Regions from separate parts of the Homo sapiens genome. Here region 1 is linked to region 2. Evidence: chromatin contacts called from ENCODE Hi-C or POLR2A ChIA-PET data. All regions are on one chromosome and are shown on one strand. The core of a region is the stretch at or near the end of the contact, and the rest is flanking DNA. Distances in the headings are between cores, read along the strand shown. Region 1 overlaps MICAL2 (microtubule associated monooxygenase, calponin and LIM domain containing 2). Region 2 overlaps MICAL2 (microtubule associated monooxygenase, calponin and LIM domain containing 2).

The links. Hi-C counts contacts between places; a loop is a spot of excess contacts on that map. ChIA-PET counts read pairs that join two places held with the same protein, here RNA polymerase II (POLR2A). Pooled maps may share reads with other maps.
Region 1: a map of heart left ventricle shows a loop between it and region 2 (2.1-fold over the local background). The contact joins two enhancer-like sites. A Hi-C loop is called at or near these places in 16 of 168 maps with a recorded cell type or tissue (CD14-positive monocyte, CD4-positive, alpha-beta T cell, CD4-positive, alpha-beta memory T cell and 10 more), 10 of 37 single-sample maps with no recorded cell type and 21 of 50 pooled maps. POLR2A ChIA-PET finds 5 or more read pairs at or near these places in 26 of 52 experiments (AG04449, AG04450, CD4-positive, alpha-beta T cell and 18 more).

The regions. Positions count from the first base shown.
Region 1 is chr11:12,214,608-12,217,721 of GRCh38, reverse strand. MICAL2 (microtubule associated monooxygenase, calponin and LIM domain containing 2) reads right to left here. Exons shown (of 28, transcript NM_001282663.2): 8 at 1,403-1,503. The region is part of intron 2 of LOC124902634 (a long non-coding RNA gene); the gene reads left to right. Among named protein-coding and RNA genes, the nearest start is that of MIR6124, 52 kb to the right of the region's middle. RefSeq lists enhancers at 1-350, 351-851. Within about 2 kb of position 1,346, at least 13 of the 41 ENCODE cell types and tissues checked have a DNase peak (open chromatin) inside an H3K27ac peak, as active enhancers do; they include PC-9 and heart left ventricle, where a contact is called at or near this core.
Region 2 is chr11:12,180,906-12,184,110 of GRCh38, reverse strand. The region is part of intron 3 of MICAL2 (microtubule associated monooxygenase, calponin and LIM domain containing 2); the gene reads right to left. Among named protein-coding and RNA genes, the nearest start is that of MIR6124, 19 kb to the right of the region's middle. RefSeq lists an enhancer at 1,277-1,777. Within about 2 kb of position 1,375, at least 20 of the 41 ENCODE cell types and tissues checked have a DNase peak (open chromatin) inside an H3K27ac peak, as active enhancers do; they include PC-9 and heart left ventricle, where a contact is called at or near this core.

The DNA of each region.
Region 1 (3,114 bases), core at 97-2,596, 34 kb before region 2:
TTGCCATGAGCAAACACCTGGGATGACCTGAGGGTGACCTTAGCATCCCAGGAGGCCACGGTGCTCTGCAAAACACAAAACCCATCAAGCTTTGCCTGCCTGCCTAACCTCTCCTCTGCAAAGCTGCCCGCTACCCCTACACCCCTGCACCCCCCAGTTTCAGACTAAGGCGGCAACTTCAGGAGGCAACTTCTGTGAGGCAGAGGGAAGAAGGGGACGCCACCACTCCCAGACTGACAGTCAGCAGTGGGACACTGCTGAAGCCCATCGCCCACCCATCTGCTGGCGTGCTCAGCCCACTTCACCAAGCCCGCATTCACAGCCTCCGTCTACAACTCAGGCTCTCAGCAAAGACCTGAGCTGAAGTGGAGAAGGCCCACGGGGTGGCTGGGTTACTAATGCCACCCAGACGGCTGCCAGCACACGCAGGAAAGAAGATAGCTGCATTCTTCTCTGACAAGCAGCAATGAATGGCCACCGTGCTGCCTGGGCTCCAGGCTGACACCCAGACAGCAGGCTGAACTTGGGCAGTGTGATCCTTATCTTGAGGTTGCAGCAGCAGCAGTGACAGTGGCAGCAACTACAGGGGCTCTGGAAGGGTTGTACACCTGTCCGAAGAAGCTTCCAGTCAGGGGCCACTACTCCATGTTTCTTCCTTCCAACCCTGCTCCGTGCTTAAGCATGAAGTCGCAAGGCCACGAAGCAGAGGCCAGGAAGCCAGCAGGACAAAAAAGCCAGTGTGCAAACAAGGCTGAGAAGTTACAGAGGGAATCTACAAACCCACCCTCTGCCGGGCACTGTGCCAGGTGCTCTATATATATCTTCTGTTTGCTCCTTCCAAGAACCCTTTCAGGCAGAAACTATCATTCCTATTTTGTAGATAAGAAGACTGAGGTTCAGGAAGGATACACAGTTTGCCCACAGTCTGGAGGAGGTATGTGGCAGAGTCAAGATGCAGATCGAGTCTTTTTGACTGCATGAATAATGAAATTCCCCCACACTGTGACAAGGCTCCACAGCATGAAATTCACAAGTCAAAGGATGCCTATGTCTCATTAGGACAAGGAGCCCCCATCTGCCTCCAAATGACATGTGACCTCCCAGAGAAGAGGCAAGGCTGGATGAGACTTGGGAAGGAAAAGACTCAGTTGATCCACATTAACACCTGGTAAAGGTCTCACAGCAGCACACGTCCCTCTGCAGAAAATTCTCTGTGCATATTGGCGTGGGCTCCTTTATCCAATACTCATGTAACACCAAGAAAAAGAAGGGTGTAAGCTGGTGGCACCTTCCCCCCTCCTCCCCTCGCTCAGTTTCTGGCAGGACGACATCTGCCTTCACACCTGCTGATGTCACCAGCCCAGGTCGCGAAGTCGGGAAATCGCAGCCAAGAGGTACGTACGTTAATGATGACACCTTTGTCGAGCAGGCTCTGCTTCTTGGCTGTCATTACAAAATAGTGGGTGCAGTCCTTGTAGTAAACAATGTTCTCAAGATCTATGCCTGAAAAGAGAAGCATTCACAAGCTCAGTGTTACTTCCTCGGCACCAACTGTGTGCCAGGAACTGTACTTTGCCTCACTATTGGTCTTGTTATTTATCTGCAGAATATTCATGTTAGACCAGTTTTTAAGGCACACAAGGCTGGCAAAGATAAAACAGAGTGCCAGAATCTACCCAAGTCAAAGCAGCTAGCTTCTATAGTTCTATAGCGGCATTATTCCTGTTAAAACTCACAACGTCTGTAGGGGTTGTGGGCCAGTATAAGTTAGAGCCGGGTAATTGTGCAGAAAAGCCAAGTGCCGGCCATGGCCACAGAAGCTCAGCAATGACAGGGCTGGGATTTGAACCCCAGCCCATCTAGCTCCAAGTCCTGTCCACTGTGCCCTCCATGCGCCCATAGTAGCATAGAGCTGTGGGAATTCTCCAATGACTATGCCAAGGAATATTTCTACTGTTTCCCGGCTTGTATGTGAAAACCCGAGTGCAGTGGTAGGAACAACTCAGGTTAGAAGGCTGGGCTGTATCTTTTTGTGCTTTCCACCAATCACAAGACATTTTACACACTAAGTTCCTGCATTTAAAACCATGCTGTGCAATGAGAGCTTAGCTCCACGGTTCTCAAAGGGAGGTCTCTGGCCAACAGCATCAGCATCACCTGAGGACATACTAGCAATGCAAATTATCAGGGCCCTTCTTCAGACTCACTGAATCAGAAACCCTGGGGATAGGGCCAGCACGCTGTGCTTTAACAAGCTCTAGGTGATGCCAATTCATACTCAAGTGTGAGGCTGACTGGCTTATTTGAAGGGAGAGAAAGGAACAGGCACATGGCGACATATCAGCATTTACACAAGGCGTGCTGGGTAACCATAGGAGCACCTTTATTACGGTTAAATAGGAAACAGGCATCAATGCAGAGGGCCCCCAGGAGAATCAGGAAGGTCGCGACTGTCACTGTCTGAGGGCACTGTTGTGAAACGATGGCCGAAGGTGACAACCACAGCAAAGTTTCAAGGAAGTTCACTGAAACGTGGAAAAACCCACTCAATGTCCTGCTCTCATTTATATTGAGTGGCTTAAGTATTTATTTTCTTGGTTTTTTAGAGGAAGGGAGGGTTGGAGGATTCTCAAAGCATTCAAAAGGACACCATATGCTGGCAGGAAATATTCAAGCTTTTAATGGAATAATGCAATGGAGGTGAAACTGAGAGGGTTGTGCAGTGAGCACATACCCTCCAGGCCAGTGAGAAGTACAATCTTGCTCAACAACTAATGCCATTCCTAGGAAATGATGTTAAAGAAATAATTTAACAGAAGCAGTGTTATCTGTAACAGTAAATAACTGGAAGGCCTAAATCAGAGGTCAGCAAGTTGTGTGTGTGTGTGTGTGTGTGTGATGGACCAGCTAGGAAATATTTCTGGCCTGTGGGCCCTATGGTCTCTTTCATGATCTCTCATGGTGGAAGCAGCCATCAACAGTTATGTAAAGAAATGGACATGGCTGGGCGACAATCAGCTTTTATTTATGGATGCTGAAATTTGAATTTTAAATAAACTTCATGTGTCATAAAATATTCTGATTGTTTTATTCAGCCTATATATAAAACCATTC
Region 2 (3,205 bases), core at 126-2,625:
TGAAGTAACATGCTTAAGGTCACACAGCCAAGATCCGACGTGGTGGCTCACACCTGTAATCCCAGCACTTTGGGAAACCAAGGCGAGTGGATCACTTGAGCTCAGGAGTTCAAGACCAGCCTGGGCAACATGGCAAAACCCATCTCTGCAAAAGCACACAAAAATTAGGCAAACATAGTAGTGCACACCGGTGGTCCCAGCTACTCGGGAGGCTGAGGTGGAAGGATCACTTGAGCCCAGGAGATGGAGGTTGCAGTGAGCTGATTTGTGCCACTGCACAACAGCCTGGACAACAGAGTGAGACCCTGTCTCAAAAAAATAAAAAAAAGTCTCACAGCCATAAGTGGGATGCAAACCCAGGTTGGTCTGACCTCAAAGACCATGCTCTCAGGCCCTGTGCCACACCACCGTCTCACTCTGTGGCTTGAAGAAATAAGAGCTTCAAGGGTAGTCTATGTCAACAGTGTCCACAGCACACCTACTTCTCCTATGTCCTGAAGCAAGAGTGTCCCTCTCACCTCCACAGTCCCTAGCCAGCATCCTACCAGTGATATTTAAGACCCCAAATGCACCATCCACCTCTCTTGGCTCAGTTCAGTCTCAGAAACATCTGTGCCTGAGAAGGGCACAGGCGGTTAGATTCTGGGCTCTGAGCTGGAGCAGAGGCTCTGTGTCTGGGCCAGGACAAGGGGGAGGACATGCTGAGTGTGGACAGATGTCCACCAGGCCATGACTCTGGCAATCATTTTAATGAGCAATGCAGCGGTCAGCTGGGCACGCCAAACGTGTTCACCCACTCTGAAAACTGAGTTGAAATAGAGCATGATTCCAAGGCCCAGGTCAGTTAAATGACAAAGCAACAAAACCACAACAATGTATTACATCCAAACCCAGTGACCACAAAACTTTTCTGATTCAGGATTTAAAAAAAAGAAAAAAAAAAAGGAGTCAGGATATGGTTTCATGAAGGCATTAAGCCATCTCCCCCACCCCACATACTCCTAACTTCCTGAACAAAGAAAGCATTCCATCATTTTAGCGCCTTTCCACCAAGACAACAATAGGCTGCATTTTCCATCTAAGAACAGTTGGCTTGGAACAGCAGATAGAGAAGCAGTGAGAGTAAACGCAGGTCTGCGGGGCCACCGAGGACAATGATTAATGGGTTTCCCAGGCCTGCTATCAGCTGGGGCAGGCAGTATAGGAATAGGTCTCAGAACATGTTACCCCAAGGCCCTCTTGCAAGCACTCCAGTGAGCAGAGGATCGGCCTACACATTCCCAACCCATGAGCTCAGGCTGGAGGTGAGCCAGGGAGAGCCAAGGTGGACAGTGGGAGGAGGGTCAGAAAGGGTCTGAACGTCTCACTGCTGCTCCAGGAAGGGAAGACTAGCCATCCATTGAGGCATTACGACACCACCTCTGACTCGAACAATGGACTGTGTGGTGTGACCTTAATTAAAGGAAAAACGTAGAATCACAGTGCATTTAAAAGACCTTAGAGAGGCCATCTACTAAAATCTCTCATATCACACAAGAGGGAACAGAACAGAGTTGGGAGGAAGGGAAAGAGGAATTTACGTTTCTGACAATTTCCTATCGCTAGGAATCGTGTCGTGTGTGCTAAAGCCGCTACGGTGTGTTAGAATATTGCTGTTTTACAGATGTGGAAATTTGGTCTCAAGCCAGTAATTGGCCCCCAGTCACAAAACTAAAAAGCAGAGGAGCAGAGATTTGACCCGGATCCCTTCCAAGCTCTTTTCAGCAACTCCCCCACCCCTGACCCACTACACTGGCAGGCCCCACATGGCTCCTGACCCCTCTATTCCCAGCTCTATGGCATCAGAACAGGGGTCCTTAACCATTTTTATGCCACAAACCATCTCAGTAACTTGATAAAACCTATGGACACCTTCTCAGAATATTTTCTTTAAATCATAAAACAAAACATTAACAGATCTAGCATAGCTAATAGTAAGTAACAAGATCTAGTTGTAGGTCTAACACCTTACAATAATTTCAATAATTATTCACTTATAATAATTTCTAGTTGTAAGTGTAAATCCTAGCTTGAGATATCTGCAACCACTGCAAGAAGGAATGAAAATATTTGTGATTTCTATTAGTGATGAAGTCACAGGCACTCCTAAGATGGATTTGTTGCCTACAGTGTCCCTGTAATTGGGGAATATATTACGTTTCAGTTAGAGGTTAGTAAAAATAAAGGGTTTTTTCTTCATTCAAGTTCACAGACCCCAGGAAATTAAAAATCCGTGTACCAGACTAGCACTACCATGAATCCCCAGCATGGGGGACAGTTGTCAACTTTTCCTTAAACCTGTAGGACAAAATAATAGCAGTTGCGATTTATTGAATGTTTTAATGTTGCAGGCCCCTGTTAAGCTAACTCATGTCCTACTGACAGCTTTTCTTTAAAGTGGGTGATGCTGCCTTGATCTTACAAAGCAGAAAAGTTTGGTTTCAAGGTTGAATCTTAAAGCAAGTTAAACACATCTACCTACTTCATGTTCAAGTTTACAGATTATTGTAATTGAAGAGACTGTAAAGTAAGCTGTTAAAAAAACCATTTTACTTGAAATTCTCTTCTTGGCTGGATGGATTTTGAGTTCACGTAAACAAAACAAAATAAATTAGACATTGAAGCTGATATAAGGCTACAAATGCCATCCTTAACCGCAAATTGAAAACTACTAAATCCATCAGATTCATAGTACCAGGACTTTAATCGAGAATTTCTAATAAACAAAGGTGAAATTCTAAAACCAGACATTCATAAATATAAAATAATGCTGTTGCCCTCCTTAAATATTTCTGACAGAATTTCTTTTGAAAATAAATGTAAGAATAGGCCGGGCACGGTGGCTCATGCCTGTAATCCTAGCGCTTTGGGAGGCCAAGGTGGGTGGACCACCTGAGGTCAGGAGTTTGAGACCATTCTGGCCAACATAGCAAAACCCTGTCTCTACTAAAAATAGAAAAATTATCCAGGCATGGTGGCAGGTGCCTATAATCCCAGCTATTTGGGAGGCTGAGGCAGGAGAATCGCTTGAACCCCCAGGGGTGGGGTGTGGCGGGGCGGAGATTCCAGTGAGCTGAGATCACGCCATTTCACTCCAGCCTGAGCAAAAGAGCAAAACTCCATCTCAAAAAAAAAAAAAAAAAAAAAAAAGAAGGAAAATAAAGGC